Linked DNA regions of Homo sapiens: all the other regions are linked to region 3. The links are chromatin contacts, found by Hi-C or POLR2A ChIA-PET in ENCODE. All regions are on one chromosome and are shown on one strand. The core of a region is the stretch at or near the end of the contact, and the rest is flanking DNA. Distances in the headings are between cores, read along the strand shown.

Region 1 (2,700 bases), core at 160-2,659, 120 kb after region 3:
TGACCCATTCCCACCATCACCATTGACTCCCTCCAGGAAAAGATTGATCCACTGCCCCCCACCCCACATGGTCCTGGGCTGGAATCCCAGCCCAGATGCTGACCTCTGTGTGACATCAGACAGGTGACTCTCCCTCTCTGGGCTCAGTCTCTCCATCTGTGAAATGAGAACGCCAACCAGGGCAGTTTTATTGGCTGCTTGATGAGAGGGGGGCCTGGGCCTGACACCAACAAGCACCTAAGAGCCCTGGGCTGGGGGCAGGAGGTGAGCTCAGGGCTCCTCTCCCCGGAGAGGTCACTATTCATTTATTGGTTCTTTTAAGAAACATTTATTAAGCACCGACTGTGTGCCAGGCATTGCACTAGGTGCATAAGGTAGACAAAAGTCCCTGTCCTGAAGGAGCTAATGTTCTACTGGGGAGATAGGCAAGAACCAACAAGCAAATTCATACGAAATGTGCCAGGTGGAGAGAAGGCAACCAGTGGGGTAGTGGGGGTCGATAAATCCAGGCAAGTTGAGGGGAGGAAGTAAGGGTGTAGGGTGTAGGGTGGCCAGTGCAGGGAAGCTCCTTCGAATTCTTGTCATTTCTCCAGAGGCCATGACAGTTTTTATATTTAAGCCAGCTGCTGATGGTGGGGGACTCATTATCGATGCTCCCTGAGTTTCCGGCTCCCTGCAGGGCACTCTCATCAATTTCATCACATTGAATCTCCTCTGCAACCCCAGAAGACAGGTACTCATTTTCATTTTTATTTATTATTAGTATTGTTATTTTTAGAGATGGGGCCTCAATCTATCACCCAGGCTGATGTGCAGGGGCATAATCATAGCTCACTGCAGCCTCAAACTCCTGGGCTCAAGCAATCCTCCCGCCTCAGCCTCTAGAATAGCTGGGACTACAGGCACACACCACCACACCCGGCTAATTTTTTTAGAATTTTGTAGAGACAGGGGTCTCACTATGTTGCCCAGGGCTGATCTCAAACTCCTGGTCTCAAGCAATTCTCTCGCCTCGGCTTCCCAAAGCGCTGGGGTTACAGGCATGAGTCACCACACATGGCCAGAGACAGGTACTCTTATTGTCCCCATTTCCCAGATGAAGAAACTGAGACCCAGAGAGATGAAGTGACTTGCCCAAGGTCACATTGCTGGAAAGGGGCAGAGCCAGGATTCAAATGGGGCCAAACAGGGATATAATCCAAGGTGAGATGGGCCGATACGATACCAGGGCAGGGGCTTGAAGGGGAGACAATCAAGCAGGGAACAGGGCTTATGCCAGAGCCCTCAGCAGCCAACAGGTTAAGGGCCCGGGAATCTGGGTCTCTGGCCCCAGATAGGGTGACAGCCACACCCAGGCTCAGCCTCTGGCCCGCGCCGCCTGCTGGGAACACACAGTCCTCAGGACTAAGAGGCTCAAAATAGAAAGTGCAGGACCTGGGTCGAAGCCTGGAATGCCCCAGGCAGGCAGACCATGACTCCTGGAAGGGCCCAAGGCTGCAGGGCTGGGGCTGGCGGGGCGAGAGTCACTGGTATCCACTTGTTAGAGCCTGCGTCTCATCTTTGTTATTCTCCTGATGCAGTTTCCAAGACGCCAACTCCAGGATGTGACCAACCCGGGCTCCTCTCCTGGCCTAATCTCAGACCAGCTGTGTGGCCTTGGGCTGGTCACCTACCCCAGAGGACCTCAGTGTCCTTATCTGCCATCGGCTCATAGAGTTGTTCATTCAGGCAGTCAGCCAATGTGTGTCGAGCACTTACCATCTGCCAGGCACTGGGATGGCACTGGGGGCACACAGAGAACACAACAGACAAAAATCCCTGCCCTCATGACTAGGTAGAAAGACCCTACCTTGCTCAGAAGGAAGTCGGGGGGGTGGTCAGGGATGGCTTCCCATGTGGGCACCCGAAGGAGTTGTGGGAGGGAGCCCTGTGGATGCCTAGGAGAAGTGTTCCAGGCAGAGGAAACAGCCAGTGCAAAGGGCCCGGGGCAGTGTGGGCCTCAGGCTGTTTCAGGAGCAAGGAGGAAGCCAGCATGGCTGGAGGGTGAGTGAGGAGGAAGGCTGGGAGAGGAGACAGAGGGAGGTCAGAGAGGAGGCCCCGAGAGCCAAGGAAGGAATCCGAGGGTTTATTCTCCAAGCAACAGAGATCCCTTAGAGAGGACTTTGCTGTGGACTGATGTGGGCTGGCCCACAGTTTTAATAGCTCCCTCTGGCTGAGTGTGGAGAGGGGATTTCTGGAAGACCAGGGAAGAGACTTCTGTGCCAGCAGAGATGAGCAGCAGTGGTGGCAGTGGAGGCAGAAGGAAGGGCTTGGGTCGGGGGTCTGTTTGCAGGAGCTGCTGGGAGGACCTGCCGAGGGAGAGAAGGGAAGAGGGCATGGGTGGGGGTTGAACAGAGACCCCCTCCACCCTCCAGGCCTCAAGGAGCCCCACAGGAAGTGGGTGGTCAGGCGGCCCAGCTGGGAAGGCTGACTGGTTTGTCCAGCCTGAAGCCCACGACCCTCTCCCCACCCTCTGCCCATGGCAGCCCAGGGCTAGAAATGTACCTGGAATGTCAGCCATGAAGCCCGGCCAGACAGTGCCCATGGGACCTGCTGGGGGCCAGGTGAGCACCCTGGCCACAGCCCTGCCTACAAGGGTAATCTCTCGGACCCATTGACCAGGGTAAGTGGTAATTACAGGCCCTGGAGCAGAGAGGGTGG
Region 2 (2,700 bases), core at 165-2,664, 78 kb after region 3:
GATAGATGGAATAATGGAAGGACAGATGGAGAGATGTTTGGATGGCGGATGAATGTGTGGATGAGTAGGTAGGTGGAGGTATGGGTAAAGGAATGAAAAGATGGACTGGTGAGTTCAGGTTAGTGGAAGGCCAGAGGGAGAGGGTGATGTGAACTGAGGCTCCAGGCTTTTTCCTGCGTCTCCTTCCCACCCTGCCCTGTTCTTCACTGAGATGCTGTGTCACCACCCAGTAGAAGGGACTCTGACCGTGTGGCATCAGAACAATCCTGGGTTTGAATTCGCTCCTACCATGTTCTGCCTCTGTGGCCTTGAGCAAGTCCTGCCACCCTGAGCCTTAGTCTCCTCCTCTGTAAAACGGATGTTTGTACTGTCCCCACTTCACAGTGTGGCTGGCAGGGTGAATGGGTTAAGTGCCCACGCCATGGTCCCTGCCCTACCTGTGTGAATTCCTGTTTGGTGGCTGCCCAGAGCAGGGGCTGGCATCACTTGGGGCTGGGCAATGTTGGTAGACTGCCCAGACCCTCTGCTCTGAGCTCCACTCCAATGGAGGGAACAAGCACCAGCCTGTGCTGCGGCAGGGCCCTCCCTCTGGGAGGTTCTTCCCCTGGAGAGAGGGGGCTGGCCTCTGCCTGGGGAGACTTAAAATCCCACTGTGGGGACGGGCACTGGAACAGAGCCCAGGACCTGGCTCCCCTCCCTCCCAGCTCCCTGCGTTCCAGCCTCGGGGGCCTCCACTCGGTTCTCAGAGCTGGGGGTGAGAATGCGACTCAATGTCCAGCTGCCTAGATTCACATCCCTTCCTCCCACTGGCTGGCTGGTAGCCTTGGGCTGGATACTGACCACTCTGTGCCTTGGGAAATGAGAGTTCCTACCTCATAGGACTATTGTGAGGATTGAATGAGTTAAAATGTGAAGTGTTTAGCACAGTGCCTGGCACACAGTGAGCATGGCTAGCTGCTATTATTCTTGTATAACAGTTGTTTTCATTACTGTTGCTGGTATTATTATCATTATTTTACCTCTCCCATATCCTTTTCCCCTTCTGGCCAGAGGGCATTTGATGTTTCCTAGCAGGAGATGGCCCTCAAACTGGGCCTTGAAGGAACAGAAAGGCCCCCAGAGGCAGAAGAAGGCACCCCTCGGGAAGACTCCGCCTGGGGCAGCTCCCACAGCAGAAGGCCAAGAGGTTCTGGCCAGAGGGAGGCGTGGCTCCCAGCGCAGGGGCGGGATAGAGAGAGGTGAGTCAGTGTCTGGCCCAGCCAGGCCCTCACAGCCACAGCTCTGCTTCCCATCAAGGGGCGGAGCAGCTGCGGCTCCCCTCTGGCCAGGGCTGGGGGTCTGAGTCAGCTGGAGTCAGGTAAGCAGAGGAGGATGTGGGGCTTTCCCACCCGCAGCCTGGAAGCCCGTGTGTGCAGGGCAGGGCTGCCTCCCACGGCAGGGGCAGGCAGAGGCCTCTGCGCCAGGTACAGCCTAGGTACCGCCTACCCCCATGGCTGACCCTGGGCCCCAAATCCAGCGGGAGGCCTGGGAGCATCTTCTCCGCCTGAGTCACCGGGCTGGGCCCAGGACCCCAGCCAAGGGCTTTGCCTCTGGGAAGAAAAGAGCTTTGGAGTCCAGCAAAACCTGGGAAGCAGGGGGAAGCTTCCCTAGCAGGTGCTATTTGAGCAGAGGCCTGGAGGAGGTGAGGAAGTGAGCAGCGGGCCGTGTGGGGTAATGGGTGCTCCAGGAAACCAGAACGGCAGATGCGAGGTTCTGAGGTGGAGCCTGGAGTGTCGGAGCAACAACAAGGAGACTGTCGTAGGGATGAGGCCTTGGGGAGGAGGAACAGAGAGCAGAGAGGACCTGGGGCATGTCCCACAGTGGATGAGCCACGGGAAGGACTTTGGCTTTTCCTCTAAGCAAGGTGAGAGCTGTGGGAAGTTTCCAGGCAGAGAAGGGACGAGATCTGACTTAGATTCTCACGGGATCTCTCTGGCTGCATGTGGGGAATGGATTGGAGGTGGAGGATTCAGGACAGAAGCCAGGAAACCAGGGAGGAGGAGACCACAATAGTCCAGGTAAGCCATGCAGGGTCTGGACCAGGGTGGGGACCGTGGAGGTGAGAGAAGAGGTGGAATTCTGGGAGTTCCTCTGCACGTCAGCCAACCCGCCCTTCTTGGGTGCCTACTGTGTGTGAGTTCTGTACAGCAACATGATACAGAGATCACAAAGGCTGAGCCCTTGCCCACAGTGTAGGAGACAGGAGGAAAAGGAATGCAACTGTGATGTGATCAGTGTCAGACTGAAGTGTGAATGAAGGGCAGCTACATCTCCCCAGGTTCTGTCCTAAAACTTTCTATGTAGGAGCTCAACCTAGTGAGATAAGAGCTATCATAAGCCCCCATTTTCCAGATAAGGAAACTGAGGCCCTCTTAGTCAAACAATATGTCTAAGTTAAGAGACTCCTCCCACTAGTAAGTGGCAAGACTGGGATTCACAACCGGGTCTGAAGGGCTGCAGGACTGACCCCGCCTGACCACCTGTGTAATCAGGAAGGGCTTCCCGTAGAGGTGAGGCTTGAGCTGGGTTCCCAGGGATGCATAGGATTCCGTCAGTGAGCAGAGGGCCTTCCAGGCCTGAGCAAGGTATAAGCCAATGTGTGTTCAAGACACACAAGCCCCACGTGGAGTTTCTCCCTCCCCTTGGCATCACAGGGAGGAC
Region 3 (2,700 bases), core at 105-2,604:
GCCATCCTCGCTCATGCCAGGCACGGTCCGGCCTCGGGCCTTTGCACTTGCTGTTTCCTCTACCAAGAATGCCCTTCCTCTGGAAATCCCCATTGCCCAATCCCTCATCTCTTTCAAGCCGTACTCAAATATTTGCTCAGTGAGACCTTTCCTGCCCTGCACCCCCACTCCCTATTTAGATTTATTCCTCTCTGATGTTCCCCTCCTCCTTCCCCGGCTTATTTTTCTCCTTAGTACTCACTGCCATTGGAAACATGATCTATTTAATTTACCTGTGAAGGCTGATGCCCCCTTCCTCCCCCATTCCGTAATGTCAGCTCCACGCTGACGGGGACATGTGTGTTCTATTCACTGTTGCATCCTAATACATTCAGGTGATGGATGATACGAGTCTAGTGTGTTACCTTGGACACTGATGGAGGCAAGACTGTTAGGGTGAGGGTGGAAGCAGGAGACCAGGAAGGAGGCTCCTGCAGGGGTCAGGTGAGAGAGGTGGGGCTGGGCCAGGGCAGGGAGGGGCGGCTGTGTTTGGATGGAGCAGCAAGCACCAGGTGTGGGGGTGAGAGAAAAAGAGGAGTTGAGGATGATGCCCTGGTATCCGCCCTGAGCATCTGGAAGGATGGGCTGCCCTTGACGGAGACAAGCTGTGGTGGGAGAGCGGGTTTCGATCCTGGACAAGTTCCATGGGAGCTGCCTCCTGAGGCTTGCTAAGGCCAAACGCTGTGCCAGGGACTCGGGAACAGCGGCGTGACACAGAGCCTGCCTTCTTGTCACTCTTGTCTCATGGATTGGCATGGCAGCATTGCCACTTGCTGGGAAACACTGAGCCAGTGGCACCACTCCTGAGCCTCAGTTTCCCCATCTGGATGACAGTCCCTCCCTCCCAAGGCCTGTGTGCAGCTCCATGAGCTCATGCCTCTGACGTGCCTGGCATCCAGTGGGCGCTCCAGCAGAGCTTGTTCCTTCCCTGTCCAGCCCCCATGCTGGCTGTCCCCCAGGAGACTGTGCTGGGAGCGTTATTTTTAAGCCTGGCTCCAGCGGGCTGGGCCATGGTTCTGAAGGCCGTGGGGAGACCACAGTGCTAGCAGCATCCCGGCTTTCTTGATGCCAGGAGACCGCGGCGTGGAAACATCAGAGGAGGCCGCCCTGTGTCCATGCCCTGCCTGGTAACCCTTTATGTGAAATTATGTCATGTCACCCCATGCTGTTTATAAACATCTCTGACCTTTCCCAAGCAGGGCTGTGGGGGAGGGGGCTGCACCTACTCCTCCCACTCCCCACCCCCGCACGCCAGGACCTGCTAGTGACCCCTCCCATTAGCCCACATCACACAGAGCAAAGTGGGTGCACTGGCCTCCAGCCAGCGTTGGCCTGGTTGTTTCAACACCTCCAAGCACCTCGCAGCTGACCAGCCCTGGGGTATTTTTAAACCCTGGCCTCGGCCAACCTCTTTGTCACATTCCGGTCGGGGCTTGAGTTTAGTGCGTGCCCCAATTCGGATAGCTGGGTGGGGGCTGGCATTCACTGGACAACAAACATTTCATCTAGTTCCAGAACCTGTGGACCTACTATGTACCAGGAGTGGGGACCCCGGGGGGCTCCCTCACAGAGCCTGTCCCCAAGGTGCTCACTGTCTGGCAGGGACACTGTGACGGGCCCACACTGTGACAAGTGCTAAGATGGAGGCGAAGATGGCAGTTGCAACTTAAATATCCGCAGGCCCAGCAGGTTACGTGAACGAATGAAGTGGGCGTGGTGTGAGACTGCGGGTAGGGGTGGGGCCTGCGGAAACTGGCGAGCCCATGCCCAGTCTGAAGGGGCTGGCTGCGCGCCCCTCCGCTCCAGCCTCTGTTGTCATAAGGGAGTCGGGTCCAGAGCTTCTGATTTTCCAGGAGAAGCTACACATCTAGGTTTATGTGAGATTTCATAAAAAAAAAAAACAAAACCCTTGACTTTTAAACGTTGGCAATAAATTTTGTAAAAATGTCCAAAACATTCTGAGAGCCAAATGACACCTGCTTGTGGGCTGGACTCAGCCCATGAAGTCAAGTTGAGGCAAACAGTTTGTGCTCTCTGATGCAAACAGGTGCACTATAAAATAGTCAACAAATGCGGCCTGAACACCTACCCTGAGCTCCTTCTACTGTTCCAGGCCCCAGGAAACGGCCGGGAACAATGTGGAAACATCCTTGCCCTCGTGTCGCTTTCAACCAGTGGGGTTGCTGGCACCACCTCCTACTGGCTCACGAATTCTGCAAGCTAGTTGTCACACACAGCCATCGCTAAGAATTAAATTGCACGAACTTCCAGTTAAATAAGTTACAACAAAAACAAAGGTAACAACTGCTCACAGATCACCACTTTCTCACCATTTCACTGTTCTCTGTGTTGTTGAAGTGATTGACGTCTGTTGTGTTGTATCATATCATATGCCATATCCCACGGTGGAAATAGTACAACAAGTTCTTCCCAATGCCATGCTCAGTAAGTCACACTGGTAGCTCCAAATGGACCATGGTGGGACTATTTACACCACCGAAATGGATACATGTAAAAATCAGGGCTCCCCCTTGTTGAGAAGGTGTCATTAAACATTTAGCAGTAAACCAGATTTTTTTTTCTTTTTTCTTTCTTTCTTTTTTTTTTTTTTGAGATGGAGCCTCAGTCTTGTGGCCCAGGCTGGACTGCAATGGCGCCGTC

The links. Hi-C counts contacts between places; a loop is a spot of excess contacts on that map. ChIA-PET counts read pairs that join two places held with the same protein, here RNA polymerase II (POLR2A). Pooled maps may share reads with other maps.
Region 1: a map of heart left ventricle shows a loop between it and region 3 (8-fold over the local background). The contact joins two enhancer-like sites. A Hi-C loop is called at or near these places in 9 of 168 maps with a recorded cell type or tissue (GM12878, MCF 10A, Right ventricle myocardium inferior and 5 more), 1 of 37 single-sample maps with no recorded cell type and 14 of 50 pooled maps. POLR2A ChIA-PET finds 5 or more read pairs at or near these places in 3 of 52 experiments (HepG2, activated CD8-positive, alpha-beta memory T cell and activated naive CD4-positive, alpha-beta T cell).
Region 2: POLR2A ChIA-PET joins it to region 3 with 35 read pairs in HepG2. The contact joins the promoter of LINC01271 here to the enhancer-like site in region 3. A Hi-C loop is called at or near these places in 13 of 168 maps with a recorded cell type or tissue (CD4-positive, alpha-beta memory T cell, CD8-positive, alpha-beta T cell, aorta and 8 more), 2 of 37 single-sample maps with no recorded cell type and 14 of 50 pooled maps. POLR2A ChIA-PET finds 5 or more read pairs at or near these places in 14 of 52 experiments (H1, HEK293, HepG2 and 8 more).

What each region holds. Positions count from the first base shown.
Region 1 is chr20:50,277,825-50,280,524 of GRCh38, reverse strand. PELATON (plaque enriched lncRNA in atherosclerotic and inflammatory bowel macrophage regulation) reads right to left here. Exons shown (of 4, transcript NR_170992.1): 4 at 737-2,348. Among named protein-coding and RNA genes, the nearest start is that of PELATON, 12 kb to the right of the region's middle. RefSeq lists enhancers at 1,219-1,513, 2,516-2,700. Within about 2 kb of position 1,409, at least 21 of the 41 ENCODE cell types and tissues checked have a DNase peak (open chromatin) inside an H3K27ac peak, as active enhancers do; they include gastrocnemius medialis and heart left ventricle, where a contact is called at or near this core.
Region 2 is chr20:50,320,056-50,322,755 of GRCh38, reverse strand. LINC01271 (long intergenic non-protein coding RNA 1271) reads left to right here and starts at 1,414. Exons shown (of 3, transcript NR_109950.1): 1 at 1,414-1,681. RefSeq lists enhancers at 77-661, 662-1,247, 1,248-1,832.
Region 3 is chr20:50,397,728-50,400,427 of GRCh38, reverse strand. No RefSeq gene overlaps it. Among named protein-coding and RNA genes, the nearest start is that of LINC01271, 78 kb to the right of the region's middle. Within about 2 kb of position 1,354, at least 22 of the 41 ENCODE cell types and tissues checked have a DNase peak (open chromatin) inside an H3K27ac peak, as active enhancers do; they include gastrocnemius medialis, heart left ventricle and heart right ventricle, where a contact is called at or near this core.